4 separate regions of the Homo sapiens genome follow, and regions 1, 3 and 4 are each linked to region 2. The links are chromatin loops, found by intact Hi-C in ENCODE. Cell type or tissue: endothelial cell of umbilical vein. All regions are shown on one strand.

Region 1 (8,000 bases), 69 kb after region 2:
ATATACCACATTTTCTTTATCTACTCATTTGTCAATGGACTTTTGGATAGTTTCCACATCTTGGCTACTGTGAATGGTGCTGCAGTGAACACAGGAGTGCTAATATCTCTTTGAAATACTAATTTCAATTCTTTTGGATAAATACCCAGAAGTGAGATCACTGGATCCTATGGTAGTTCTATTTTTTATTTTTTGAGAATCCTCCATACTGTTTTCTATAGTGGCTGCACCACTTTGCATTCCCATCAACATTGCACAACGGTTCCAATTTCTCCACATCCTCAACAGCACTTATTATATTTTGTGGGTTTTTTAAAATAATAGTCATCCTGACAAGTGTGACTAATATCTCATTATAATTATAATTTGCATTTTCCTGATGATTAGTGACACTGATATTTAGCTTAGTTTTGTTCATGACAGTTAGGTGATTTTTTTACTTTTTTTCTCACAGTGAACTACATAGAAATTCAGGTCAACATTAGAAACAAATTAATATATGAATATAAGTCTCAGTCACCCCATCCCTCAATGTCCACATGTAATCAAACACTATTAGTAATAATAACTATCATTTATTGATTACTATAGTTACCTGGCTAAGCACTTGACATTAATTATCTCATTTAACTCTAACCACAACTCCATGAGGGATTTCTATTACACATGCTTGATACATGAAGCACCTGAGGCTTAAAGAGGTTAAGTGGTGTCACACGTATTCACTGAGTTTGTATGTGGCCTAGACAGGAATCCGTTTCGAATCTCTGACTTCAGAGTCCAAGATCTAAACCACCATACACACTGTCTGCCTTCACAGAGCTCCTGCTGCTTCTTCCATCCACTAAACAATAACTGGAAAAATTAAGACATTCATACACGTGGACAAATTCACATAAAATGCCCAGCCTCTGTCATGTGCCCAGATTCCCACAAACACTTTTTCTTTAAAACTTGATTCTGGCTATTTGTTTGACCCAGGAGGTGAAATTAGGTTACTGCAGACTGATTTATTATGCATTTCTTCTCTCCAAGAATAAGTGAAGCCTTCCTTTGATCTGCAGAAATTGTGCAGAAAAAATTAAGATGACTGGCAAAATAGTCCTTCCTTCAACACTCCTGGCTTTTCTACAAGAGTTTGCCCCATTCAGTTTTTCAACAAGCCTTTCTAAGGCTTCATTGAACTCAACCTATAACTGGGTTCTGTGATAGACACAAAAGAGAATAGTTCCCTGCTTTTAATGAAGGTAGTAGCTTATATAGGAAGACAGTTAACTTACGTGAAATCTATGTCTATATACAAGCTTCAGCTAATGCACTCCAAAATACACAAGTGCTGAGAATAGCAGAAAAAGGAGAAAAATTGCCCATATTTCCAGATATACAAACCCTTTGTTTCTCATCTTAAGACGCAGACGAAAGGGGAAACATTTGTCTTTGATTTCCTGGCCACTGGCACTTTTGAGTCTTTGCAATTTGTGAGGTTTCTATACACTAGGAAGCCATAAGAGGGCCACAAATAGGATGAGTATGTTAGCAACAAGTAAACCAAGGTAAGCATCTTTGTCTGACTTCCCGGTAGATGAGACAGGTCTCAGCCTTCAGCAGTTTTATGCTTTCCTGCAGGACTCTACACAATTGTACATCAGTTCAAGCAATTGCATTAGCACAAGAGTGCTGAGCTGTTCCAAAGAGAATGAGTGAGCCAATAGCTATAGCTGGCAGCCAATGAAGGGAAAATGTGCTCTGAACACTCAGTGACTCACCCAAACAGACAGGAGGGAGTGTGTGCCAATTTAGCCTGGACACACTGCCAGAGCTCACACACTCAGCAGGGTCAGGATTTGCAGAGGAGGTGAGTTCTGCTGCAATCCAAGAAAGTCAAGCAATAGCTGCAGGGGACTAGAAGGGTGGCATTTTTCTGCTGGTGTCAGCATTAAATTCCCATACTTCAAGGGTCCAGGGACTTGCCTCTAAAGAAAGCATAAGTCTGAAAGGCAGCAGAGGTGGCTGACCATTGAAAGTCCTACTCACGTGTGCCAAGCTCACACCAGGTATGCCATGTTCAGTAGTTCTAGTTGCAAGTCACATTCCAGCTGAGGTTACTTCCTATTTCATTTTCTTATGTAATTTAAAATGCCACCAAATTTATCTGTATGCTTCTTGTTTACTCTCTAGCTACTTATCGGAAAAAGGAGTGTGTCACATAAGTTCACAATATAAGTGGTTGTGTTCAGAAATCTGTTTATGATGAAGAAGTCTAATTGATTTATTATTTAAAAAAACAGTTTATTGTGGCCAACATGAAAACAAAACAGAAATGTGTTTGGCTGTCAATACAGCATAATGAACTCATATTTTCCTCCATGAGAAGGCAGAAGGATCAAGACGGAAGATGTACTAGTCCTAAGAAGGGAAGAATCCTTTTTTTCTCTGAAACACATGTATGAGAATGCATTTACACTATAGCTTTCAGGCTTTTGAGCATAAGAATCCCTCAAGGAGCTTATTAAGAATGCAGTAAGAATCCTCATAGATTGTGATCCAGTAAGATTCTGCACTTTCAACAAGTACCCAAAGTGATGCTGTCTTACAGTACATTGAGCCACTTAGCAAGTGGCATTTAAGGGACAACTGGCAGGACCTTCAGGCTAAATATTATCTTCATACTTAAATGCTTAGCTGCTTTACTTTGAATCTTGAAGGCTTTTTTGTTTTCTGGTAAGTGATGGAGAAGCGGAAAGGAGTGCTACACATGCTTTACACCTTTGTAAGATAAACTTTTACCGGGGATTAAGTGGCAACCAGCTAACAACAATAGACAGAAATCTGGGAGCTAGGAAAGGAAGTGTGAATGATGGGGCAGGTGAGAGACACCCCCAAAGCTTTGTCAGAGCCACAGCCTCTTACCTGAGCAGGGAAGTACCTTGGATTTTGTTGTTGCAATTGTTCTTTTATTCAACGTATGGACATCCGATATCTACTTTGTGAAAAGCACTATGTGTTGTTGTTTTAGGGTTTTTGTTGGCGGTAGTTTTTTTTCTTTCTTTCTTTTTTTGAGATGGAGTTTCGCTCTTGTTCCTCTGGCTGGAGTGCAGTGGTGCAATCTCGGCTCACTGCAACCTCCGCCTCCAGGGTTCAAGAGATTCTTCCACCTCAGCCTCCCGAGTAGCTGGGACTACAGGCGCCCATCACCACCCCAGACTAATTTTTGTATTTTTAGTAGAGATGGGGTTTCACCATATTGGCTAGGCTGGTCTCAAACTCCTGATCCACCCACCTCAGCCTCCCAAAGTGCTGGGATTACAGGCATGAGCCACCGCGCCCAGCGAAGGTTTGTTATTTAAAAGAACGGTTACTGAGTCCCAGCTGCCCCTGAGGTAGTACTCAGCATGCCTGCTCTCCAACGTCAATGGTCTTCTTTTTAGCTTGCCTTCTTGACCTGCTACTTTGTTTGGGGTGTGAAAGACAAGACACCTAAAATGTGGTTGGAAATGTGATAAGAGATAGCTAAATGTTTGTTAAAACATTAAGGATTTTAAGAATTGCAGAAGGGGAGATTTATGTGGGATTGAAAACATGCAGAGAGGGAAGGGATCCGGTCCTGTAGGGGATATCCCATTGCATAGGTGCATGTCTTGTGGAGTTAGCTAGTGAGAAATTTCTCCGTTGACGGGTACTGAAATAACAGTGAAGAAAAGAAATATCTAGTATGCTATTTTTACTGCATGGTATAAAGGAGTCTAAGCCCTACAAGACTTCAGCATAGTCTGCTACTATGAATGCCTTACATGAGCCATATTATCAGGAAAATCCAAGAACAGTAGTAGTTTTCAAGTCAGGTAGGTTCAAAGCTGAGATAAGGTAAAGTCTTGAGGAGATGCGACATGTGTGAGATTCAGGACCAACAGGAAATGGTAATGAGGGTAACTATGAAAAGGAGACTGTAAACCTTCCAGAATTTGTAGAAATCTTGGAGGGAGGCCCTGAATTTCCCAGAAGATGTGAGATTTTATTTATGTTTCAGTAGGTGTGGTAACCTAGGCTGACAACTTAAATACACAAAAGAATGTAAAATATCTTTACATCTCTACACTTCCTCTCTCACTTCCCACACATATGTCTTGGTCTTTAAGGATATTACTCATGGGAGCATGAGATACATTCACAATGTTAAACGCAGGATGCTTCTATATGCAGGAAATAAATGGGAGAGGAGGCCGGAATGGTCTCTGTGTAAAATAGGAAATATGAGGCAAGACATTTTCCAGCAGAAGTGATTAGACAGGATTCATAGACAACATGAGGTCAAAGCTCAATTCTAAAGAATAATTAGAATCAGAATAGTGTGTTGAAATTGATAGGCAAATGTATGGGCGGGAAAGTTCAAACCACAATGGAGAGTCATTAAGAAGGACAAGTTGGGCATAAACAAGAAAGGACAAGCCAGGGCTAGACTGCAGAACGTAAAAGTCAACTTTGGAGGACCTAGTCTGACAGTGTAGGGAGGGGCTCCTGATTCTGTGTGGTCTTGCCTACAAATTCATACACATATTTTTCAGATCTTCTGGGCCTTCATCTCCTTGGGACCCATCTGGAAAGATAGTTATAGCATCCAATGCCTTGCAAACAATACTCAGCTCTATCCAGGTCTCTATGGAAGATCAGAGGCCATGAGGTCTGCAGCTCTGACTATTTAAGAGATGTATCAAGACTCAGCTCATTACCTCCACAATATTTCATGCCTGAGAATCCCACAGCTTCATTACTCAGAAAGTGTAGATCCTCAAGAGTGTAGTGGGTCATGCATATGAGCAGCAGCACTTTCCAGCTCAGCAAGTTCACATACCTCAGTAGTGTGTGGCCAATCTGTCAAGCCACCAAGTAAAAAACAAGTGTGACTAATTGTGGTTGGAAAGAACAATGACCCAGAAACACCCTTTGTGGAAGAACCAGTGCTGATTGTGAAGTTTTGCTCTCAAGAGACAGTGTGTATTTCTAGTCGACTCATTGTGCCTATTTTTCTAGGGACCATGTGCTAATTACCTGTAGCTCTGCTTCTCAAAATTACATCTGTGCTTGCAGAACTGGTCTTTCCCTTCTTATGTTCACAGTGTTGGCCTCTGGGACTCCCTCTGCATCCAATTCTGATTTCAAAGCCACCCTTCAAAAAGTTAAAGTGAAATTGGGTCAGGTAGAGTGTATGAGCATATTCCTTTAAGAATCCATACCATAGCATGTGAGCCCAAATGCTCATGTCACAGGGCTCAACATTAAAAGAAGAAGAAATATAAGCAGAGCCTTTCTCAGGGTTCTGCTTGTGGAAAAACAAGGCAGCAGTGTGAAGCAGAGTGAAGAACCACTTATTCTAGGCAGTATTAGAAGAAGAGAATGAAAATGGAGGGGAGAAGGAAATACAAGAAACTTGCCGAATACCTAACTCTCTAAATAAAGCAGGAAGAACAGGAAGAGATCAGGAAAATAATGCACTATAATCCTCAGCACTTTGGGAACTTGCAACCTCCCCAGAGCTGAGGGTGTTCACAGGATTCCCCCATCGCACACCCGACACTACTCCTTTTTATCTATCATGCCCCATCAAACCTCACCAACACAGTGTCTCATTTCCTCAGGGCTTTATGCAAATATAATATCATAAACAGTCAAAATAGATACAGGGGACATAATATCTCCTTGCTCAGAGTTAGGCAGGCTATCCAACAAAATTGTTCTATATTTTCAGGAGGCCCAGACACATAGGACCACACTGTGGTATGTGTATGAACTGTTTTTCACATTGTGGTCCTATATGTCTGGTCATTAATGCCATGCCCTAAATATCTCTAATTTTTCCCCTTGGGCAGAAGGGAAATTGCATTTCCCTCTCCTTGAAAGGTCCTGTGTTTTTCCCTGCCCCTTGAAGTGGCTTTGTGATTTGCTTTGACTATGAAATGTGAGAAGTGACATGTAGCACTTCTAGGCAGGGGCTTTAAGTGCCTGTGGATAACTTACCATCTTCTCTTTGCTGCTTCAGTCACAGTAGAGCATTTCATTGGCCGGAAATTTCATTGACTGGAGGCCGTGGGCAACTATAATGAGCAGAGCCCCCAGTTCCCGCTTAACCACGTTGGAAATGAAGCATGAAAAAGAAATAAACCTTTATTATTTTCATCCACCAAAATTTTGGGAGTTATTTGTTCCTACAGGATAACTTGGCCTGTCCATACTGATATATATTCATATGCATTATAATAGTGATTTTCTGAAAACAGCAACTAAATGCACGTGATTTTTATCTATGCATGTTTCTCTTGTGGGAAGGAATGTAATTCGTGGCAGACAAGAAGACGGCACTAACTGTAGAAGAAAAGATAGTTTGTTGCATGCTAAGAAGTATTAGGTTGTACAAAGTCATTTGCTCCTAAATCCTCCCAGATAGCTCTGTTTCCTGAGATTTTATTTATCCTTGATTTAGTTATTCTTAAGACTTCTTTTGCTGTTGACTCTTCCTCCTTCATTTTGTTACTGTTTGCCTCCAGTGTGCTCCATGCCCACCACAACCTACAACATTCTGCTTCTAATCTGCCTCTTAGAATTGTGAGTAAATTAAGAGCAATTAAATTTTGAATGAAGAACTAAAGAATGCTTCTGTGAGTACAAAAGTTAAACTGTCACACACACAGACTCTTTAAAATAATAATAAAATAAACATTTCATAATCCTTTCTGGTATATTATGCATTTTTACATTAGTGATTTTTTTTCTCCTTTAAGCTCTGTGGGACTTGATAGTGATCATTTTTTATTCTTATATCCCCTGCATCTACATTGACTGTTTAGATATTATGTTTGCATAATGCTATACTCATGTCTCCATTTCTGTTATGAAGGTTACCAGATAATGGCAATCGTGATAGCTTGCATAATTTTTCTCAAGTATTTGTTCTTCCCTTCCCTGTAAGAAAACATTGATTCCCTGCCTTTGCCATGTGATTTGCAGGGCCTCCTATTGGAATATACATCTCTACCCCACTGAAATCGGGCTTGGTCCTACGACACACTATAGCCAATGGAACATGGGCAGATGTGATGTAAACCATGTATACAAGATCTAAGTGACATCATCATATTCCACCTCTCTCTTGCTCTCTCCCCTCTGCCACCAGACTGTACCATATTGTGACCACTCCAGCAACCTGGGGTTCAGAAGAAGACACATGGAGCAGAACTGAAAAGGAGCCAGCAGTCATAGCCAATTCATAGCTAAAGACTGTAATATAAGAAAGGAATAGATGTTTGTTTCAATTCACTGAGATTTGGGGATTATTTGACATCACAGATATTGGTTATTTTACCAAGGCTTTGACTGGAATGGCATATTTTCAGATATGACCAGATTGAGGGGTTGAGATTGACTGTATAGAGCCAATAAAAAAGCCCCTTGAAAAGACTGGCCCAGGACCTTGTCTAAATGGTTTCCTTACAAGGTTTCTGACCTGTGATACTGTGATAAATAATGTCACTTTCTTTTTTTTTTTTTTCTTTTGAGACAGAGTCTCACTCTGTCACCCAGGCTGGAGTATAGTGGTGTGATCTCCGCTCATTGCAACCTCCGCTTCCCAGGTTGAAGTGATTCTCATGCCTCAGTAGCTGGGATTACAGGCACCTGCCACCATGCCCGACTAATTTTTGTATTTTTTAGTAGAAATGGGTTTTGCCATGTTGGCCAGGCTGGTTTCGAACTCTCGGCCTCAAGTGGTCCACCCGCCTAGGCCTCCCAAAGTACTGGGGTTACAGCCTCTTTGCCTAGCCAAGAATGCCACTTTCTAGTGGGCCCAGAAACCTCAAGATATTTTGGGACCTCAAGAAGAGCAAAATTTGTATAGATATTACAAGCACAGTCTAATGGTGAATGCTTGGCTTGGCTTCTGGCCTCAAAGCTTTTAAAAAGTTGAATTAGAAATTCCTTATAAAAGTTCCAGTAAAACCAATTTAAAAAGA
Region 2 (8,000 bases):
AGTTGTTTCTCAGCCATTTGGTTAAACTTTTAAAATAAACATCTATAAGCAGTCCCTAAAGCCCTTGGGCGGTGGGTGCTGGCAGAGTTGAGCCTTTGTGGTGTGCTGTAGGTATTTTTTATACCTGAAAAGTTTTCAGGTTAAACATTTGTAAAGGAAACTTTTTTCTGAGTGCAAACAAGGGACAGGGTACAAGGCTGATCTGGTGGTAATTAAGGGAAATTAACCAGGAACACATGTAGTCATCAGTTCTCCCCCTTGTCCCTGACTTTCAGAAGCACTTTTCACCAAGACACTAGTGGGCAGTGCCTTGCACAGAAGTTGCTTGTTTATCTTATCTTCATTGTAGCCACTCTGGAACAAGAACAGAAAGGAAATCCCCTGCAAGCTCTGTCTCCCAATTCTCTGGCTCTCAACATCACTGGTAGGAATGGAATACTAAGAGAGGCATTATTGAAACCAAACTCAGTCATTCTTGGCCCCTGGAGCACCATGGCAAGAATTGGGTACTTAGCACCAAATGACTTAGTTCTGAACAGAATGAATTGGCAGTACTGAAAAGGGAGATGGTTGTTTATAAATATTTCATGGAGTTAATGGAAAAAGTACTAAAGAGAAGCAAACAGTGTCACACAATGCACCTGGTAGACATGATGCACCACCTGAGGCATTTTCCAGTTAGCTTTGCCTTTTTGTACGTTGGGTTCTAGGAATCAAGTAAGTTCTTTTCTTTTCTGATTACTCTCGGTAGATTTGTTTCACTATTTACATTCCTATTACCAAACATGTTTGGCGGTACCTTTTTGTGAGAAACCAAGACCACGCATTTTCTGGATCTGCTAAAAACCTCTCTGACCCAGGGTACATCTGTAGAGATTTTGAAATCTGTATTTACACATAAAGGTACGTACACTGTGTAGAGCAGTAACTAAGCAACTATCATGTAATCTGATCCTGGAAGAGAACAAACAACGACTGTTTACTCTCTCTCATCCCACTTACATTTTTGAAAGCCCAAATAGAAAGTACTTATAAAAACAGCACTGAAACTGAATAGATAGGCTATTGGTGGTAATGACTTACTCACGTGTTGCTCAAACTTAAGAAGACCTTAGAGTGTTTTAAAATGTTTCCTCTACACAAGTGAACTTTAACCTTGATAAGGCTCACAACAATTATTGTATATAATTCAACTGTCCAAATATATGCTTAACTAGTATGTGGATGTGGAGTTTAGTATGAGTGACAAATCTAAAAACGCAGCATGCTATTTCATAGAGTGCATTCAAAAGTAAAGCCAAGGAGAACATTCTTCATGGGAGGCCTGTTCAGACATCAAAGTTCTGGATAATATTGACAAGGCTCATAAATTTGGAGGGGAAACCCAGTGTATTGCCCAAAAACTAAATCAAATATTTGGAAATAATTGAAAATATTTGTACAACTATGATCGAATATCAAAAATTAATCAACAAAAGAAATAAGAAATTTAGCCAGAGTAAGCAAACTAACATGATTTGAAATTCAGACAATCCCATTTGACAAGGAAAATATAGAAAACAGATTTTAATTCAGGTCCAATCTCTGGGACCAACCTCCACTTTTGATTTATACATGGAAAGCTCTTCAACTGGAAAAGAGTAAGGACGGAGCAAAAGGTGAAATAGCAAGAATACTGAGGGAAGAGTCACTCATGGCTCTTCTATACAGTCATAGATAACTTGGTTCCCAGAGAACCTAAAAATGGACAAGTTGTGACCAAAGCTTAGCCCTGATTCATTTCAGCAACTTGCTGACACTTCTTGAAGAATAATTCCAACTGTGTTGCATAGGGTTTGCCAGATGAAAAATGTAAAATGTCTTCCACATTAAGATCACGTGTGCTGTAAAGAAGTCGTTGACTTTACTGAAGCTTTTATTAAGCATATCTGATAGCCCAGAAATAATTTTCAGTTACCAGTCTCTTAAGGACTGTGCTTTTTTCTAAGCTATGATAACTGAAAATGTCCAAGGACATTTGGACTTCTCTGGGAAAAGTTCTAAAGGGGAGAAATACAGGTAATTCAGTGCATTGTTGATGTTCCAGCTACAAGAGTTTCCAGATGAGAATGAAGGTATCTACATAAAAAACACTGGTAATTCTAATTCTAGTGTTCAATTTGAGTGATTTTCCAGGCTCAGTGTCTCATCCCTATAATCCCAGCACTTTGGGAGGCAAAGGATGGCAGATTACTTGAGGTCAGGAGTTCGAGACCTGCCTAGCCAATATGGCAAAATCTCCTCTCTACTAAAAACAACAAAATTAGCCAGGCATGGTGGAACACACCTGTAGTCCCAGCTACTTGGGAGGCTGAGGCAGGAGAATCGCTTGAACCCAGGAGACAGAGGTTTCAGTGAGCCAAGATGGTGCCACTGCACTCCAGCCTGGACAACAGAGTGAGACTCCATCTCAAAAAGAAAAAACAAAACAAGTTTGAGTGATTTCAGAGCAAACAATTAATTACTGAAAAAAATAAAAATGTAATTATCTTCTTTTGTCGTGAAGAGATACTGAAGCCATGAACACATGGGAAAATATCTTTTTCCTGAGGATACGGCCAGCCATGCTCCTTACGTGGGGGCATATTGGAACAATTGTCCCGCAAAAGCCCGTGCTCTGGTTTCCAGAATGTCAGAAGCCATTCTGTGGTAGCTTCAAAAAGAAGCTTTTTGCTTGGAGAAAAGCCTCATGTGCCAGTGAACAGTTTTTAAAGAGATTTCTTCACCTTTCAGTTTTGATGAAAAAATTCATAGTGTTAGAGCTGTGACACCAAGAATTTTCAAACATGCCAACATCCACTATTAGAAAAGCTATCATATCTGCTGCTCCTGCTCCATATCACTCTTCGGCCTCTTTTCTGCTTTACATTTGTATGGCACATTTTTAAATCACTTAACATACTACGTACTTTTTACATATGTTTATCATCACAGCAAAGACTTTGTTTTATTCATGTTGAATAAAACATCTCTAGTGCTTAGATTGTGGAAGAAACATAATTACTCGATATGCTGTGCATATCAAATTCATATTCTCATTCCTATTTTATAAGAAAAAAAAAACCTGAGGCTCAAAGAGATTAAGTAATCTACCCAAGGACATATAGATGTAGATAATGATGTGGCAGATTCACTTGCTTTTTCCAAAGTGTTGACAAATTTAGCTACTTGGAGAAAAAAGCTTTCAGCAAATTAATGCTGTATTTGGAAGAACACATAGTTTAGATATCTCATATTCACTGCATGTATTATATTTGCTGAGCATTTTGTAGCCCATATATATATCTATCTATATATACTATGCTTTTATATATATATTCTATGCATATATATATATTCTACGCATATATATACATATATATATTCTATGTTTTAAAAGAGAGATGCCTCAAAAGGGAAGATTTGCAGGAAAACTCTACAATGATTTTTAGACCTTCATTTTGTGTACACATCATTTTGTGTGCACATATTCTCATTTATATTTTATACAGAAAAAAAACCCTGAGGATCAGAGAGATTAGGTAATCTACCCAAGGACATATAGATGTAGAATAGTAATCACTGGGTGTAAACATAGGTTAAATACCAACAGACTATGATGTGATCACTGTTTGGGGAGGATCACTCGATGATGATTATGACAATGACAATAAGAACAAACACTTGGGCAGTACTGACTATGGACTCCATGCTTTCTAAGCATATACAGTTGTCACTAACTCATCTCATCCGCACAGAAACCCTCGAAGTGTAAACTATTATTATCCCCACTTTACTGATAAGAAAACTAAGGCACAGAAAAGTAACTTGCTCAAAGACATACAGTAACTGTACATAGTTAAGCCAAGATTAAAACTGAGGCAGGCTAGCTTGAAAGTCTGTGCTTTAGCTCTCTACTCTCTTGACTTGAAAATGGCAAAGTGTGTCTTTATTCAGCAAGCCACTTGGCAAGTCTTGATCTTGAAGACAACAGAAGATGTGTGGATTGAATTGAAGCAAATTAGCAGGGTTTATATTTTATTAAACAAATTATGTTAAGCAATACTGATTAATTAAACAGTGTTACCTTAGAGGAAGGTTCCTAGACACATACCACAAGGTCCATTCTGTTCAGTATTTACATCACTTGAATGGATACACAGAAGACAAGCTCACCCAGTTAGCTGATGACAGCAACCTGCAAGGTTCTGCAAAGGTGTAGAATGGCATAGCTTTAAAATAACTGTGTAGCACCCTCACTGGAAGGAGAGTGACAGAGTGTTCAGAGAAGGGCAGCAAGGCTTCTCTTGAATCCTCCACCAGTGTTAATGCTCTTCTTTTCCTCTCTCCTCCTTCAGCCCCACTTCCTTTTCCTGTTTTAAGCTACAGCCTGTATCATGGTCTGTTGCCACTTGCAATGGGTTTGCTGTAATTTAGAATCACTGATGATGGTAACCTTTCTGTTACCCTGCTCCCTACCAAATACTGAATAGTCCTCCTATACCCAGGTGGATAAAAATAAAAACAGCTAAGGCAAAGTATCTTTCTAATTCCCCACCTTCTCATAATACCTTTAAAATCATTCTATCGTAGTTACTTGGTAAACGGCATTCTGCTCCCACGTCATTCACATTAATATTTAATGTTTGATCAATTTAAATGCATAGAGTTGCAAAGTGCACTCACAAATTCTTGGTAGTTTCCATTTGAAAATAGAAGGATGACTCACCAGGCTCTCCTTTTCCTGTAAACAAGCTTAGTGCAAAACACTTGAACCCTGTGTGTTTTTAATGTCCCTAACTTCTGAATGTTCCTGTGTGATAGGGGCGGATTAACGGCTCAAGCCATATAACAGTAGGTTGAGAACAAGCCTTCCAACTGCAAGCGGTGTTGTGTTTCCTGTAGACAGGTGGAAGCCGCCTCGGCTTCGGGCTCAGGGATGCGCCCTCTCCTGGCTCTGGGCCTTCTGCGCCTTTGTTCAAGGGCTTCGGCATCCACAGCTGGAGAGAAAGTGGCAAATACTAAGAGGAAGTAGCTAAAGAATTCCGGAAATTCTGCCATTTCCTTAACAGAGGTCCGCATAAATAGTAGAGCTCCTGCACCCCACCACATCTGCCCTGTCCACCTGACCCTCCTGCGCCATAAAAGAAAACACACCGAAGACCCAATGTGGACCACAGAGAAATTTGTTAGAGCTGTTGTTTCACTGGGTTTGACATTGACTTGAGGGAGCGGGACATCTAAGCTACTTTTAACAAATAACATCATTTATTAATGCCTCTCTGTGCCTGAAGCAACTCATTTGTTATAGTGCCTGGGAACACGGCCGTTGAGCTCATTTTCAAAGAAAAAGGAAGGAGGACACTGGAAAATGTTTCCTCTCAGGCAGACATGCTGATGAAAAGTTGCTTGGTATACGTCCAGATTTCTGTCTCTTGCTGAATTTTTAATCTTGTTTCTCTTGGATGAGCTTCACCGCTCTGGTTTTGACCACTGATACATGTGTAGGGGTTATGCTATTCTGAAACTATAGATTTTGTTTGACAGGGGCAGCACCTGGAAAAACTGGCTAAGGAAATAGTGGTATTTCTCTATTAACTCCCTTAGCACAGTCTCCATTCTTTACAGCTTTCTTGAGAAATTGTGTTAATAATAAAGCACGTTTGCAGTGAGCAATTATAGTTCATAGACTTTTCCTTGCTTTGCTGAAAAGGCATTACCTTCAAATGGATGCCAAATAGCAATGTTCTACATTCAAAGAGGATAAGGGGGTTGTGTGTCTTAGAACTACCTAAATCACTCCTGTAATTTGCAATGAGGAAAAGGGAGTAAATGTCCTCATGTAAAATTCAAAAGAAATACTGGGACAATATCTCCCATAGCAACAGCTGTTTTAGAAGTTCCGGCATGATTAACAAGCGTCTGTTTCATCTTTTTTTCCTTTGTTTAAAATCAGACTGCAGCCTGCTAAATCAGCAGGTCAAAATAGTACAAAGGCTTTCACAAAAGAAAAACGTGACTTCTATGGATTTGTTTTATTTTTCTGTTGAGATCAATTATTTGCCATATTGTTCATCTGCTTTTAATTAATCGTTAGCTAACCATGATTAAGTGAAGAAGCTGATTGTTTTAAAAAATCAAAAAATATTAGTAAAATAAAAATTCTATATCTTCATTAATATTTACATCGATTAACTGACCAGAATACATTTCAATGCAATAATAGCTGCTTGAATTTACTGTCAATACACAATGACATTTGACTTCTGAGTCAGTGGGCACATTCCAAGCTTGATTTCTTCAGACAGCGCACTCTGAAATGGAGTGTTTATTTGAGAGGGCTCTTAGTATCAATACCTGTGGAAAGCAGAGGTAAGGAGCAGAGTTTAACAGTGGCCCTGAAATACCAACAACAGCAACAGCCTCAGCAGACCCCACAGGTTGCTCTGAAGCTAAAAAGCCCTTCAGAGACTGGCTAGGTCTTCCTACTCTACAGTGATCGATGTTTGAATGTGGGCTGCTTCAGACAGGGGATGTGATACCATCCCCAAAGAGGATTGATAGCTGATGACCTTCTTCCAGCAGCACTATCAGCAGCTAAAAGAATAATTCCTGTAATCCAGAAGACAGACTGGGGTGGTATGTCACTAGTCCACCATAGTATATATGTATAAAATCTAACACTCATCTTTTTAATAAAAGTCATAGAAATTAGGGAATATAACACAAAAACTAAACACAATCAATATTATTCAAAAATTATTAAACATTTTGGAGCTGGGAATAAAGCACTTGATCAGAGTTACAGTACCTATTAGTTCCTTAACATATCTGGAAAAAGAAGAAATTTAAACCCATTAAATTCCCATGAAAAATAAATGAAATAACCACTTCTGGGAAGAAAAGAATATTCCAATATAATTATTCAAAACATGAAAATTAAAAGATTTCCTGTGTTAGTTTCTAAAGTAAATTTCCATGCAAAGGTTATTTTAATTATCCAGCATCCACATGTGTTATAAATGTGCTTAACTTGATAAATGTACCTTCTATAAATGTCTTGCATTAGTGCAATGTCAGTTATATTAATTATCATTTTAGAGTCTGCTTTTGATTAAACTGTGTATGCTTAAAATACAATTAGGATACACAAACATAATGTCTCACTTATAAATATTTATAGATGTCATTTTTAGCAATTATTTGTATCTTTATTTGATAGCAATAAAATGTAAGCATTCAAGAACACTGGGAGTTTCTATACAGATTTTTTTCTGTAAATAGCATTTGATAAGGACTAAGCATAATATTTTCATTAACTGTATACTTGAATCATCATCATGTACGTGATATGATTAAGAATGCATTACATAGTATTGTATCGAATAGTCAATTACATGTAATTAATGTATACATTGCATTGCAAGATAAAAGAAGACATGAAGAAAATGTGTGACTCTTTTGTGAGCTCCAGGAGGCCGGGGCAGCGTCTGCATCTGTTTTGCTTACCACTGAATCCTTGGGTCTTAAAGCATATGGCACATAGCGGGCTCTCAGTTTTAAGCATTTGGTGAATAATGAAGGGATTATAAATCTCAGTTTTTAAAAAAGCAAGTTTTCTTCCATTTCCAAAAATGAAGGAATCTGGTTCATGGTTGTTTTCGGGTTTAGATAAAAAGTTAAGAATAAACATTTTAATGGCAAATTTGAATTTACATATTTAGGTTAATACGTTCCTTGCTCTCTGTATTATTTCACAGATTGAAACAGATCCTCCTTTTACTTAAAACAAAAGATTTATTTTCATTGCAAGATATCAAAATGAGACCTAATTCCAATTTTAATATCATATTGCCCAGCAAACATACTAAACAGCAAGTGCTAAATGTTTTGGAGAAAGAGCTATTAAAATTTTGTCAGCAGGATAAATAAATAAATCCTTTTAATAAAAAGGATATTTTAAAGTTTTATATATTTGCTCT
Region 3 (8,000 bases), 190 kb after region 2:
AGAAGTTCTGTTGGTATTTGTTAAAATCACTCCTTTCAGCATAATGACTAACATCATCAAACTGGATTTTTATTTTTTCAAATAGCAATGCTCCTAACTCCTCAAGAATGCAAGCATCACTCTTTCCAGGAATACATCTATATGTCTGCACGAGCATAGAAAAACATCTGCTGTGAAGACACACTTGAACTGTAAACAGTGGTTACCCTTTGAGGCTGGGAATGACAAGGAGGTGAGAGAAGACTCCACGTTGTGCTTTATAATATATTGTTTTGGTTTTTCGAAAACAGTATTAATTTTGTAATAAATGATGCTGAAATAAAGGAAAACAGTAAAGTGAATAATGATTTTCTTATATGAATAAAAGTTCCTGTGTTATGTTACATAAATTTGTGATTTTACACATAGGGCTTCCTTAATTTGGAAACGATTACTGTAAATTATGTAGCATTAAGTTGTTATAATACGCTATTATAAGTATATAAAATATAAAAATCATGGAAGATAATTCAAGGATATATAAGAGAAGACTACGAATAGGATATCAGTCTTTTTAAGAATATATGCTAACTGACTGAAACAGCTTGAAATTCTCTTCACCAACAAAAGTATATTAAAGAGCCTTAAGTTATTTCTTCCATGAACTTCACTTTACACTTATTTTTAAGCAGTTGGAAATAAGACCCTTAGGTCAATTAAGCAGCTGTACTTACTTCTCACTGAATTGGTTCACATATAAATAATTTATGTGTGAGTATGTTTCTCTGCACTACCACCAAAACAGAACACCTTGTTCAGCCTCAGTGTTTTCATGCAGAAGCTGTATACATGTACGTACGTACGTATGTACACACACACACAAACACACACACACACACAGAAAAAAAATACCGAATCCCACTGGCAAGTTTGTAGATTAATGAAGACAAAGTATCTCTCCATTATAAATACATGACGCCATAACCATAGCAACCATGTGCCCTGAATTTTCATGACAATTCAGATTAATCATATTCTTCTGTTCCATAACTTAAAAACCATATTTGATGACTTTTCATTCAGAAAAAGTAAGCCACATAAATTGGGAATTAAGTAATGGCATAGCCTACAGGGCTGTTGAGAGACTTACATGTATTATGCAGAATATGGGCTAGAAACGGGGAGTGTTCGTTTATGGTCTTTCTCCCCACAGAGCTGTGTATGTAAGCTGGCTCAGTTCACGTGGAACAATAACATATGTGGCTGTGAGGCTCCAAAGCAGATTATAGTGTAACATGTAACCAGAGACGACAGGCACCTAGAGAAACTTTTCTCTAGCTACTTGGGGTCTAAAGTTGCACCCAGGATCCAGTAAGAAGGACTGAAAATGAACCCCAAAACAACAATTTAGTACCGCCTACATATATTCTGTTGGCAATGTGAAAGCACATATGACAGGTGCTTAAAGAAAAGTAGCTATTTCTTCCAAAAGACGCTGTGAAATTTTAGAATATAGTATTTGAATTTACTTCTGAATATGCCTTTTTGCAACAGGAGAATTTTCATTCTAAATTATGTTAATAATAAACCAGGCATGGGCTAAATGAGTTATATTTTATCTAATTTAACCATCTTAACAAATCCATGAAGTCAGTATTATACTCCATTTCACAGGTGAGGAAACCAAGATAAAGGAGGTTGCCCAAGATCAAATCGCTACATACACAGCCAAGTAAGATTCGAACCTGACTACAAAGCCCATTTTCTTAGTCACTCTTCTGCAAATTTTAAGACCCTACTATTGAGAATAGCAATGATAAGGGAAAAAATTGAATTAGGAATAAAGAAGAATGGTAATGTGGAAGGCAGGCTTGGATTATCAAGGTTTGACAATATAGCCTTGAGGGCCATATGAGTTAAGTTCAGTCTTAGAAGCCTCTTTCACATATAAAGAAAGGTGTAGGCTAAGATATGTGAAGGAGCTGAAAACACAAACTTGATCATGAAGGTAATACACAGAGCAATGAACAGATGGTCCTGGGTAGTGGGAACCTCCTAAGCCACACTAAATGATTCCAATAAGCATAACTCCAATTGTTTATATATTAGCCATCTGGATTGCTATGCACATTATAGCCAGAAAAGAAAGCAAACAATGTGAAATAACAATTCCAAATCATTAAAGTCACAGACACAGGCAAAATATCTTCATTTGACTATTTTCTGTAACAAAACAAAACAAATTTACCTTTTTGTCTTGTTTCATTTTTGGAAAATGAAGTATCTTGTTAAAATTAGGAAGGACAGACAACCTTTAAATTTTCTAGCAGGTAAGAGAGGACAAGCACAAATTAAAAGAATAAGATCCATTACGGTTTTAAGTAAAATATATTTATGGGGCTTTTAAAAATTAAGAGTACGTCAATTTATTCCCATGTTTTGATGAATGTAATATGTTACATATTATGTGTCCATAAAAACACATATATTAAGGTTTTCACAGGTTTCCTTGGGATCTCTCAATATCTAACCCTATTTCTCCATTCAAGTTTTAAGTATGTCAATCCCTAATTCTCCTTGTCACAGTGTCACTGGAGTTACATCACTGAAACCTCTGTCTCAGGCATTACACATCGTGGCTTCGCTCATCCTCAACAATTTTTTTTTTTATGGCAAGGTTTCATAATATAATTGATACAGCACGGAATTTGGAATTCTATCTGAAGGGATCTTTGTTCCATTGTGACTTAACCTCCCCGAGGTTTATACTGTTTATTCAACATCAAAATAGAAGTATTACAATTCCCCATTATTGCAGTTTCATATTGTTTTATGACTCTATTGTTATCTTGCCTCTATGTCTACTTAGATTCTGCAGTAGCATATAAAAAGTACCTGGTTTCATGCCTGACATGTCATAGTGCTCAATAATTGCTAGATTTTACAAGTTAAAGGAATCCCATATTTATAATAAGCACAAGGTATTTTAAATAATAGAACAAATTATCATTAAAGACAAAATTCAGGTACACAGAACGGTCAAACCTGAAAAGTAGCATCCGTATAGCACAATGCCTAAACAGCTAACATTTATTAAACACTTACTAAGCCTAAAATGTGTAAGAAAATACCAAAAATACGTAAGGCCTGTATGAGGAAGAGGGGTGGAGAGCACTGCCAGAAAGCCTTAAATGCACTCAGGCCTCTAGGAAAGGCAGTGTCCGGTGCTGCCCCCTGGTGGGGTGCAGGACGCCTAAACGCTAATTGCTGGTTCCGGGGTCGGGGGCTGGAAATCCCTCCGCGCACACAAGGTGCCTATTTCCCACTATAGAAAAGTGGCCTGTCAGTCAACTTCCGAAAAGTTAGAGTAAAAAAGCCCAATAGACAACTGGATGTAATGAACGTATACACACTTTAAAAAACAGAGTCAAGAATAAAGACCATCCAATATCATTTGGTGTGCTTTTAAAGCAATCATTTGCTTTTTGTTTTTTAATGCAAGACAATTCCAGGCTCAGATTTATTTCTAAGAACAATTTTGGAATAATTTTTACTCAGTTCTTCTGACGGAAAGTTGGCTACAGCCCATTGTGCAAGACTATATACCATCTTGAGTTGGAAAACTGTGAAGAAAAGTTCAAAGTGAGATCGGAAAATTATAGGTCTTTTATATATGTTCCTACTTCTTATATAGCTGGTATAGACTGATAAATTTCCTTTCTTTTCCTGCAAAACTATTAACTAATTTTTCTAAACATTTAATGGAAAGCCAGAAAAGCAGGACATTGTACTAAGAAACATATCATAAGTCAAAACAGGCATACGTTTCCTGTAGGATTATCTGATAAATCAGGATTTTATGTTGCTCCTTGGACCAATGAGAAACATCACTCCACAACTTAATTTCCAAGTAGCAACTCAGAAAATAAACATTTAAATTACTTTGCAAACAGCAAGGTCCAGGTTATTTCATGTAATCATTATACTACCACAACACACTTAACTATGAGAATATATTTTATTTGGACAGGACTAAATTATAAATATAATGGATAAATATATATGTAATATAAATTATAAATATAATGAGTATTGAACAGAACATATAGCGATCATGGAGCTATCATTTCTTCTCTAGGAAAAAAACATTAAGAAATAGTTTTAAATGCTGTGTGAATGTGCTTACTTTTAAACCTAAATTGGAACACCATTTAGTCCTTAATTATTAAATTAATAAAACAGCAGATATTCTGCTTCTAAATGCAATTACCTTCTAGAGGTCATAATTAGTAGTATAAGAGTTAAACTCTAAGAATATGAGAAAAACAAAACCAGTATTCTAAAATGATGTATAGTTGATACTTTTGAAGTCCGTGAACTCACAGATTTATATTTGTCCTAGTTATGTAAGGCTAGACATCACTCAGCTTCCAAATATTATCACAGAATATTTACTTTAAATTTGTTTTAAATCTGCCATGAACATTTGCCCATAGTCAAAACATGAGTTTTAGCAAATGAGAAAAAAATGATTCTGGTCTCTTGAATCACACTTTCTCAGCAAATGAGTCACAGAAACCTGTGAAGGCAGTATGCCAACAACTCCAAATTAATTTCATTACTGAATTAAATAAACAGAACTTTACGAATGTAAAATATTATTTTTCATTTAAGCTAATGCTTTAAACAATACATATCATGTTTGAAAAATAAAGTTTAAAAATAGTATGTACCCAATTTTTCAAGAGCATGGATCTATCAAATTAATTATTTGGAAAGCAGAGTCCCTAACCTACCCCCAAACTAATAGGATGCTCCCCCAAATGTTAGAAGTATGCTTATTTTATTTTGTTAACACCATGCACATGAGATGCACAGAACAAACACTCATTGATATAAGGTCTCTCACTTTTAAAACACAGTTGAACCAATGAGTAAGACAGTAAATAATATAATTTCATCCAGATTTGTATAACACTTAAAATATTATTATCAAGCCTATTTCAACAGTGCTTCTATGTAAAATCATAATCTTGACTAAATTAAAATCTGAGATCTCTATTACTTAACTTCACTGAACTATCTTCAATGCCTGCTGACTTAAAAAAAAATCCATCTCTTCCTCCTTAATGCAAATTACTGGCAATCTGGTAAATTTGGTTTTTTTTTGTTTTTTTGGTTTTTTTTGCTAAGATTTCTTTCCGCTAGTTAAAGAATGGAACTGAATCCTAAATTAGGATTTTTATTTAAATTCAGATTCCATTTTTAAAGTGGATGCTTATTTTTTGAAGTTAGAACGAAATGTTATTTCTGATCTAAATGGGTTTCCCTGGATACAATCTAGCTGCCTAAAACAAAGTTGGAGAATGGTATTAACAAATTCTTAGAAATAATTAGTAGTTCAAATTCAACAGCTGTGTCAGAATAAAATCATACATTAATATAAAATTGTCAGAACCTCAATATATTACCTATAGAAACTGAAATAAATTTTAAAATCAAAATTTAACATTAAATCAATAATTTATGTATTAATTTAGAGATTATAACAATTTTAAGAATATGAATTACTATTTTCTCAAAACTATAGCTTTATAAATTTTGCTATTTTAAAATCAGAAATAAGTAACAACAGGGAAGTGACAACTCATTTCTGTAATTTATAATCTTACATAAAGTCACTTTTTAAAAAAGTACACTGTGCTTATTGTTGTCCAGAGACCATACTTAAATATTTTAAAATATTAACTCATTTCAATTTTTATAAAATCTAAATTAGCAATCATAAAGGTAAGAACTAGCACCTCATATAAACCACTTTGTTTTTCCAGGTAAAATCTGTAAAAGCTTGTTTCTGCTTTCAAATTCTCCCCTGCATAGTCTTGAACTATCAAAGTTTCCTCACCATTTTCACCTGCAGAGCACTGTGAGAAACAACGGCAAAAAAAAATTTTCTTCACTAAATCTCTCTGCAAAACATTCTGTTTATTTGCTGTAGTCAGCCTCTAAAGATGTTTGAGGCTTTAAAAGTTCAAAGTCTAAAATTTAAATTCTTTATGAGATACACTATGTGCAAGTTTTGACATTTAAAATGTACTGGGCTACCATGCTTTTGTTAAAACACTTTACATTCAATAAAGAGGAAAAAAGGCAATGCTCTCAAATTTCCACAGACGCTGAAGCTTCTCAAATTTTATAGTTCAAATTCTTCCTATAGAAGAAAGCACTGACGGCAACGTTTGAAAGTGGAATTTCCTTAGAATGTGGAAGCATAATGATAAACATAAGCGACTTGCAGCACTGGGTCATCTCATGAACAAATCGCTCTCTGTAAGGTAGGATTTCTGATTTGCTTGGCACCAAGAAATGTAAAATACTCCTGAAAAGTGGCTTTTGATGATCATACAAAGCATTCAATTTTTCTTCTTTTTTTTTTTTTTTTCCCACAAAATTCTTCATCTAGCAGTCTTAACACCACCAAATGGTGTTCTGAAGACAGAAATCAATCCTGGCTAAAGCAACCAGACAATTCTTTTGTCTCACGAAACAGAAAACATATTCTTTTAGAATTTGAAAGATTAGAGCTACATTAAGATTTCTCCTAAAACTTGTTACTGTCCCAATTTTGCAACCTGTTTTTAAGTTTGAAGACTAATTACAAAACGAAACTACCAGAATAGAGTGATTTCTCCCTCTCTGGCACCATCTTTCTAAAAAGTATGAGAAGCCAGACAGTTTTTGAAAGGATTAAATTAGACAAAATAAAAAGTATATATATATACATATAAAAAATGATGACTGAAATATTTGCTATTTTACAAATTGTAATCTTTTGATAAAACAGTTTTATTTTACTGCTTTTTCCCTTCTCTTTAAATATGCTAAATTTCTTTTAGTGTATGTTTAAAAGAATGCAAAGGACTTGCTAAACATAAAAAAGACAAGAAAAGGGGGAGGGGGGAATCTATTTTTATCTACACAATGCCAAAAGAGATGTACCAATGTTTTTACTAAAATTAAACTTTTTTTTTTTTTTAACAGTTAATCTTGGGTGCCATAGCAACACAGCCTTTAAAGCTTGGTTTTGCTCAGTGAATAAATCAGACCAAGTCATTTTTCAGCAGTTTAATTCCAGTCACCAGATCACTGCAATTTTACTAATAAAGCACAGCAGAAATAAATGTTCTATACTATCATCATTAGGGAAATGTAATCAGAAATTTGTTAATTGAACCCCATTAGTAAATTTATCTTTGTACTCTCAAAGTTTAATAATTGAACAAATTAACAAAGCAAACAAGTTTCTGGCAGGAATATCTGACCTAAGTAAGAAAAAATTGCTTGAAATTGCCCTATTATTTATATGCAGATGATTTTTGCTAGCATGATGAGTTCAAACTATTCATTAAAACACATCTAGCAATTGTAATTATTGTTTGTATCCAATGGAAATAAAATTCAGAATTCAAAATATACTTTTCTACTATATTTACCCTATGGTTCAACTTTAAATTTGGTTAGTATTTTATACAAAGAAGTCTTTCAGATTGAATGTCTTAATTTGCATGCACACATTTTCACATTCAAATTTCAAGAACTGGGAGACATTTCAGAATTAGGGGAAAAATACACATGCCTCCTTTTTTACTCCCATAATTGGGTAAATGGTATGCTGATAAGATGAGCCCAGTTTTATACCTATTTTCACAAAGTACATATTACATGCTCAGTATAGACAAATTTCTAATAAATCTGATAAAACCATTGATCCATTAATGAAGAGGTAGTTAGTGACTGGAATCTGGTTCTGGATACTTTCATAGTTAAGTATAAAATATAAAATTAAAAATGCCCAGAGATACTATTTATTAATAAACTTAGGTAAACTAAATGTATATAGTTCATATAAAAAGCTATTAGTCACATATTTTGTTTAGATGAACCAGGGCATTTACTTAATAATTTTTATCTACTTACTTGGGGCTAAACTACATAAATTCAATCATGTCCCTCAATTAGGA
Region 4 (8,000 bases), 110 kb before region 2:
AGGGAGGTATTGATCAAGAACAGGTGGTGATTAGGAGTACCTTGGCAAAGAGTGTTCCTTTTACACAGGAGGGATGGAAGAGGTTGACCATACTTTGACCAAGAGAGGAAAGTGCAGCTAGGAGGAAGAAAGATCAAGAGGTTCCAGCTACAGTTTCTCCACATCCCAAAACTGAGAGTTGCCCTATTGGTTTTCAGAAATTGTGAGGCCAAGAGTACTGGGGAAGCTTGTGATAAGTGCCAATCTCTGAGCCCTGGGCCCCAGAGATTCTGAATCATATGACTGGCAAGGGCAGGGCTGAGGTGGAGTGGAAGAGATGGACCATATAAATATTATTTTGAGATTTACCTCAAGTATAAGTGATACAGATGATTCACAGATATGACTTGTTCCTGTATTCTTTTCCCTTCTATTATCACGCATGTGAATGACCACAGAAATGTTTGCTTATGATTCCAAACTCAGTCCATTCAGAGCCTGCCTGTGCCATCCACTCTTTCACCATCCCAAACACGAATCTTATATGTCCTTTCTGTCTAACCACATCTGTCTCTGTTGCTCTTTTATTTTCAGAAAATACACTATACCATGATTTGTTTCTCTTCCCAACTTACTAACTAATAGATCTTGGAGTTCCTTCTACAATAGCATATATATATATATATATGGTGTATATATATATATATGGTGTATATATATATGGTGTATATATATGGTGTGTATATATATGGTATATATATACTATATATGGTATATATATAGTATATATATGGTATATATATAGTATATATGGTATATATATAGTGTATATATATGGTATATATATAGTATATATATGGTATATATATAGTATATATATGGTATATATATAGTATATATATGGTATATATAGTATATATATGGTATATATATAGTATATATATGGTATATATATAGTATATATATGGTATATATATATGGTGTATATATATGGTATATATAGTATATATATGGTATATATATATGGTGTATATATATGGTATATATATGGTGTATATATATATGGTGTGTATATATATATATGGTATATATAGAGACCATTCTTTTCATTGGCTGCATATAAATACATAATTGGACGCATCAAACATTGTTTCACCATTGCTTTTGAGATATAACCTCAGATTTTTTTTTCTATTTTTTCTATTACAAGAAACCATGCAATGAACATTCTTGTACCAGATCTTGATGAACATAGACAATATGTTCATACAGTAAAATTTTAGAAATACAAGTTATTGGATTAAAGAATATGTGTATTTAAAAACTTCTGAATGTTTGAATTTTTCTCCAAAATATTTACTCTAAATCCTATTCCCAATTAGAATAAGCATGACTTTTCCCTTAAGCTTCATCAGTATTGCACATAAACAAGCTTAAGAATTTCACTCATCAGATAAATTTGAAAAACTCAGTTTTATTTGCATTATTTGATTATGAATAAGGCATATCCTTTATATTATTTATAAGCCTACTCCATCTTTTAAAAATGTAAATTATATGTTCATATTTGAATGTTTTTCTGTTGCTTTAGTTTTTAATAATATTTTATAAAAGTGCTTAGAAAGTTAATAAACTAATTATTTCATATGCCATCTAGGCTGAAAACACTTTTCAGAAGCAGTTTTATTTTTTATTATCTGTAACATAAAATCGTCTGTCAAAAAAATGTGAAGAGTCTGCAATTTTACCCTGCTACTTGAAAGTTTCATAGAAACTGTGAAAAGAGCTGTGGTTCAATGTCCCTTTGTTTTGATTCTTCTGAATGCCCACAGTTGCAATTGCCAGAGAGGTTTCACAATATTAAAAGACCTGCTTCTAAGGCCTGCCTGTCTTTGCACTATTTAGTAATTTTTTCTACTACTTAATTTAGATTGATATATCATTTTACTACCATAAAAATAGAAAGTTTATTTCCATTAACTGCTAAACATTTAAAATGTTTTCCATTTAGACCCACTCCCCTTTTTTTCTTTGATAGGTATTTGAATTCTAATTTTTGGCACTTTTAATACTAAAATGTTGTTAAATTTTTAAATGTAACGTTCTTCAAGAAATTAATTAAAAATGATGTCCATCAGACCCAAATACCTATCACTCAGTGCTCCTCCCAACTTGTAAAGGTTTACTGGCTTTTTCAGTCAAATTTTTCTCACTACACAGTGTAAAATAGCAGTGATTCTCCTGAGCAACTGATTTGTTTTCGTCCTATAGACACTGAACCAATAATTAATCATATTGTCCTCTCTACCTTTATTACCTAAAAGCTCAAAGCCAAATCTATGGCCTACCACTAGGATCTGTAAAGGAAACCTCAGTCATGCAAACTGTGAACTAACCTCATCGTAAATTTGTTGTTTTTTCATTATTATTTCCTCTTTTGCTTACTTGGTTGTATCACATACTCTTTCATAGAGTGTCTTAAATAATTGTGGGGACTAAGCAGAATATAAATTAATTCATTAAACTCGAGCATTGAGAGAGTTCCCACTGAACCAAAGTTTTGCCTCATTATGTTCACCTTCTACTGGTTGACAAAAATCATTCTTAAAAATAAAAATGTCCTTCAGTGAACTCTTAGCCACTCATCAAGGCATCAGCATCATTTGTTAAGCAACATAAACTTGAAATTAACATTGTTCCCATCAGTAGCCCACGTACACAAAGTGCGTCACCTCCTTCCCAGGGGCTAATCAGAAATCATTCTGTCTTCCATCTGCTGCTTTTGACTATTTATTTGATGCTGTGAAGCATTCCCAGGAAAGCCTTGAAGCCACAAACTTCTCCCTTTTCCCATTTGTAGCATCTATGATTAGGAAGGTACAAAACAAAAATAAACTAACAAAACCACACAGAGCCAGGCTCCCATGGGGCAGCATTCAATGTTTCCCTACTTTTGGCTGCTTAGTGGTTCTTGTCATTACCTGACTCCCAAGGGCATGTTTATTTACATTTGGACAGAAAAGCAGGCTTTCTCTCAATCCTTTTTGTTGGGCTTTCTGGTCTTGATAAAGCAATATGTATTAAAAGAGTGCTTTTAGTGTAATATTCATTTAAGAGCAAGTATTTCAACCTGAATGTAAACCCCCAGAAAGGGAATGTATGTGCGCAGATTTCATAAGTACAAATCAGTGCACGTCTTCAGATCAGCATCTCTCCCAGCAACGTACAATTGTGTGACTGTGACTTTGACCCAGGCTGCTAAGGAACAAGTATCTCTGCAGTGACGCAGGAGGCTGAGCAGGAAGTGCCCGCTAAGTGTATTTGGTGACTCATATCCATTTGCTCTCCAGCTCACTGCAGTTTGCTCATTAGCATTGGTGCTGGGGGCTAATGGATACTCAGTAGGAAGTAATTTTTCATTGTAAATGTCTGGTGAAAAAATGGAAATGAAAACCCAATAAGCACTCGCTTCCTGACAAAGCTTTCCAAGACTGATAGAGATTGTGTTTTGAGAGGTCTGGTTACAGGGTTCAGTGGTGAATTTCAGGTTCTTAGGACTGATTACCTTCATCTTAAAATAGGCTTTCAATCTCCGCACCCCCGCCCCCACACACACAAAGTGTGAAATAAATGAAGCTAAGCTAGAGAGTTATATTTATCTCTATTTTCTGTTTCTTTTAAAACTATTAGAGGGAATTTTTAAAATACCATGTATTCATTATGTGTCCAAGCATCCAGTGGTGTGTTGGTAAATGTTTGACAACAGTCTCTGGGTAAAAAGAAAAGGCCCTGATTTCCACTGTTTGCTGATTCCCATGGTGTAAATACTCCTACCACAGCCAGTGTCAAGCTACAACATGAGCCTCTGAATGCGGAATTGGGAAAAAATGGAAACAATTATCTCTCCTTTAAGCCAGTAAGCACCAGTTTCACCATGCCCTGCCACTCCTCTAAATGCAAATGGGGGCTCATCTTCATGTAAAATGAAAAAGCACCATCCTTTTTTCACAGAGTACCCCAAATCAAAGCATGATTCTGTTAGGCTGCATGCCACATATATATGTATTTATGTAATTTTATTTAGCTTCTGCTTTTTTTATTCTCATTCCTGGCTCATTCAGTTCTCTTGGGTTTTTCTAGTGGCCCTAGGAGTAATATTTGAAATGTCATAGGAATAGCCAACTCACTAAAAATAAAAACTGGAGTATTATCTAACACTACGCAATTTTTTAAAAATTTCCTTGCATAGGAAGACTTTTGCACTATGGCACAAAATGATTGATACATTAACCATGTAGAGTACCTTATTGCTTGCCATTGTAATCTCTTCAGAATTCTGTTTTGTATCCAAATGTTTAACGCTTTTAGTGGTGATGATTTTTCTGAAAGCTTCTGGGACTATGTCTATACTTACCTTTGGAAAGTGAAGTGAAAATCTTGCTATTTAAATGAATGAAAGTCTAACACCTGATCAATTTAATGCCACAAATCATGAATCTATTGTGTAAAAAACTAAATTGACTACAGCTAAAGTACTACCAAAATATTATATATTAAAACTCCAGAATGCACAGGAACTTAAGACAAAAGACATCTAAGAATAAAGATTGTGAAGCAGTCTAGTTGTAGGCCTGGAACAGTGGGTTAGAGTTTGACTCATGGAGCCAGACTGCTTGGTCTAAATGCCAGTTCTGACACTTACTAGCTGTGTGGTCTTGGGCAGGTTGCTCAAGAGCTCATCCTCCCCACCACAGTTTCCTCCACTGTTAAGTGGGGACAATAATAATACCTAATTCACTGGGTTATAGTAAGGATTAGCTCTGTCAGTATTTATAGAATGCCTTTATAGGCAAATAAGTGTTTGCTAAATAAATTTAAAGGAGAATTTTCAAAGACTAAAAAAAAATGAATTACAGATCAAATCTAAACCTTTCAAGGGAGCTGATTTATAGAAGAAAGTGTAATTTCACCGAATAATTACATGATGACTCAATATTGCTCCCACTCCCTGACCATGCAAATTAATGCTAATGTGGCACACTGAATTACAGGTAAAAAATTTAACAGTCTAAACAGAAGAAACTACATCTTCCTATTTCAATCAGCCTGGAGAAAATCTTCTTAAATGGGAACATTCAAGTAGTCAAAAGGGTACCATTCTGATTATTAATAAAGACATACATGGAACTATAAAACATTCCCACCTTCATAGTATTTAATGGCAGTGGTAGAGGCATGGGAGCATGGATTAAGGCTCTAAGGAATTCTGAGGTATTACTAATATCTGAAATATCACTGAAAGTATTTCATGGAGCTATGATTCACAGCTCCTGTCAAATATCAGAGTCCTTTCAAAATTTAAATTGGATTTAAGTCAGGCATTACTTTCTATTCTATAAATCCTGGGTAATGATAATGAAGTGCTATAGTGTTAGTATTGAACATCAGCGCATTGAAAGGAGACAGGCCTAGGTTCTCTACTGTGTTTGCTCTTCCTAACCCTAACTTGCCCTCTTTTGGTTCCTCCTAGTCTCCTCATTCTGCTGACCTCCCACTAAGCATCAAATCTTCCCTTTCTCAACCAACATAATGGACCTGGCCTCTGCCCAGTTTCACAGCAACCTGTTCACAATATTCTACTACTATATTGTGTGGCTGTTTAAGTTTTTTATAGGTCTAGAAGTATTTTTTTTATGAATCTGGGTGCCCCAATGTTGGGTGTGTATATATTTAGGATAGTTAAATCATCCTGTTGAATTGAAACCTTTATCGTTGTATAGTGCCCTTCTTTGTCATGTTTAACTGCTGTTGGTTTAAAATCTATTTTATCTGATATAAGAATTGTGACCCCTTCTCTTTTTGTTTTCTGTGTGCATGACAGATCATTCTCTAACCCTTTACTTTGAGTCTATGAGTGTCATTACATATGAGATTGGTCTCTTGAAGACAGCAGATGGATGGGTCTTGCTTTTTTATCCAGCTTGCCACTGTGTGCTTTTTAAGTGAGGCATTAATTGGAGATTTCTCAAAGAACTTAAGGCAGAACCACCATTTGACCCGGCAATTCCATTACTAGGTGTATGCCCAAAGGAAAATAAATCAGTCCACCAAAAAGACATGCAGGCATATGCTCACTGCAGCACTATTCTCAATAGCAAAGATATGAAATCAACCTAGATGACCATCGATGGTGGATTGGATAAGGAAAATGTGTACATATACACCATGGAATACCATGCAGCCATAAAAAAGAACAAAACCATGTTCTTTACAGCAACATATATGCAGTTGGATGCCATTATCTGAAGTGAATTAATGCAGGAACAGAAAACCAAATATTGCATGTTCTCACTTATAAGTGGGAGCTAAATATTGAGTACACATGGACATAAAGATGAGAACAGCAGACACTGGGGACTACCAGAGGGGCAAGGTAGGAGGGAGTCAGTGGTTGAAAAACTGATTTCCTCACAGGCTCTCATGCTCCTTTGAAGTTCCATCCTTCTTGTCTAGAACATGGATACTACACTTGAAGGGGTGGCTTGCCCCTCCACACCTGTGGGTATTTCTAGTCAAGTGGGACAAGAGACTGGGAAAAGAAATAAGACACAGAGACAAAGTATAGAGAAAGAACAGTGGGCCCAGGGGACCGGCGCTCAGCATACCAAGGACCTGCACCAGCACCGGCCTCTGAGTTCCCTCAGTTTTTATTGATTATTATTTTCATTATTTCAGCAAAAAGGAATGTAGTAGGAGAGCAGGGTGATAATAAGGAGAAGGTCAGCAAAAAACATGTGAGCAAAAGAATCTATGTCATAATTAAGTTCAAGGGAATGTACTATGACTGGATGTGCATGTAAGCCAGATTTATGTTTCTCTCCACCCAAACATCTCAGTGGAGTAAAGAATAACAAGGCAGCATTACTGCAAACATGTCTCACCTCCCACCATAGGGCGGTTTTTCTCCTATCTCAGAATTGAACAAATGTTCAATCGGGTTTTATACCGAGACATTCAGTTCCCAGGGGCAGGCGGGAGACAGTGGCCTTCCTCTATCTCAACTGCAAGAGGCTTTCCTCTTTTACTAATCCACCTCAGCACAGACCCTTTACGGGTGTTGGGCTGGGGGACAGTCAGGCCTTTCCGCCATATTTCAGACTATCACATGGGGAGAAACCTTGGACAATACCCTGCTTCCAAGGCAGAGGTCCCTGCGGCTTTCCACAGCGCATTGTGCCCCTGGTTTATTCAGACTAGAGAATGGCGATGACTTTTACCAAGTATACTGCTTGTAAACATTTTGTTAACAAGGCACGTCCTGCACAGCCCTAGATCCCTTAAACCTTGATTTCATACAACACATGTTTTTGTGAGCTCCAGGTTGGGTCAAAGTGGCTGGGGCAAAGCTACAAATTAACAACATCTCAGCAAAGCAATTGTTAAAAGTACAGGTCTTTTTCAAAATGGAGTCTGTCTTCCCTTTCTACACAGACACAGTAACAGTCTGATCTCTCTCTTTTCCCTACAACGCTTGGTGGTAGGATCGTAAAAATGAAAACAATACAAGGATGGTGGAGGAAATAAGTGGAAGAAACCCAGTATAAAGTTAATATGAAGGAACAGACAAACAAACCAGCTCTGAACTACCTATCTCCAGACTTCTCAATAAGAGAGAAAAATAAACCCCTTGTTTGTTTATGCCAGTGTAGTCATATTTCTGTTACATGTAGCCAAGTACAATAATCTCTTCTATATTTCCTTTTTACATGTAAGAGAATACAAGCTTGGAAACATTAAGCAGCATGCCCAAAGTCACAGAGCTCCCAGATTTGCCCTCAACTTTTCTCTTCGATGCAGAGCCCATGTTCTTTCCACTCTTCCATACTACTTTTATAGACATACCAACATTCTGCGTTAAATCTGTAAAAGAACTCAGAAAGCATACAATCAAAATCCTCATGTTAATCATGAGAAACCTGGAATCCAGACCAGGTAAATAATCTGCCATTCTAAATTGTTAT

Evidence for each region. A loop is a pair of places that touch in the nucleus more often than their neighbours do. Peaks named below come from ENCODE experiments on the same cell type or tissue, not always from the same donor. Only the 100,000 strongest peaks of a DNase experiment are listed, where the experiment ranks them.
Region 1: a loop joins it to region 2, with 7 times the contacts of the local background. A loop is called at or near these places in 3 of 110 quality-filtered maps.
Region 3: it touches region 2 in a loop (6-fold over the local background); 3 of 110 quality-filtered maps call a loop at or near these places.
Region 4: it touches region 2 in a loop (6-fold over the local background); 2 of 110 quality-filtered maps call a loop at or near these places.

The regions. Positions count from the first base shown.
Region 1 is chr6:80,451,274-80,459,273 of GRCh38, reverse strand. It overlaps a transcript of BCKDHB not described here. Among named protein-coding and RNA genes, the nearest start is that of BCKDHB, 350 kb to the right of the region's middle. In endothelial cell of umbilical vein, no CTCF peak of the experiment used is centred here; DNase peaks (open chromatin) are centred at 1,733, 4,213 and 4,883; H3K27ac peaks cover 2,672 bases.
Region 2 is chr6:80,520,654-80,528,653 of GRCh38, reverse strand. The region is part of intron 1 of LOC112267962 (a long non-coding RNA gene); the gene reads right to left. Among named protein-coding and RNA genes, the nearest start is that of BCKDHB, 420 kb to the right of the region's middle. RefSeq lists a silencer at 4,748-5,042. In endothelial cell of umbilical vein, a CTCF peak has its summit at 4,977 (motif pointing left); DNase peaks (open chromatin) are centred at 4,923 and 5,873; H3K4me3 peaks cover 193 bases; H3K27ac peaks cover 1,967 bases.
Region 3 is chr6:80,333,653-80,341,652 of GRCh38, reverse strand. All of the region lies in intron 9 of BCKDHB (branched chain keto acid dehydrogenase E1 subunit beta), which reads right to left. Among named protein-coding and RNA genes, the nearest start is that of BCKDHB, 230 kb to the right of the region's middle. In endothelial cell of umbilical vein, a CTCF peak has its summit at 3,229 (motif pointing left); a DNase peak (open chromatin) is centred at 6,352; H3K4me3 peaks cover 377 bases; H3K27ac peaks cover 600 bases.
Region 4 is chr6:80,634,180-80,642,179 of GRCh38, reverse strand. The region is part of intron 2 of LOC112267962 (a long non-coding RNA gene); the gene reads right to left. Among named protein-coding and RNA genes, the nearest start is that of BCKDHB, 530 kb to the right of the region's middle. In endothelial cell of umbilical vein, no CTCF peak of the experiment used is centred here; a DNase peak (open chromatin) is centred at 3,309; H3K27ac peaks cover 1,771 bases.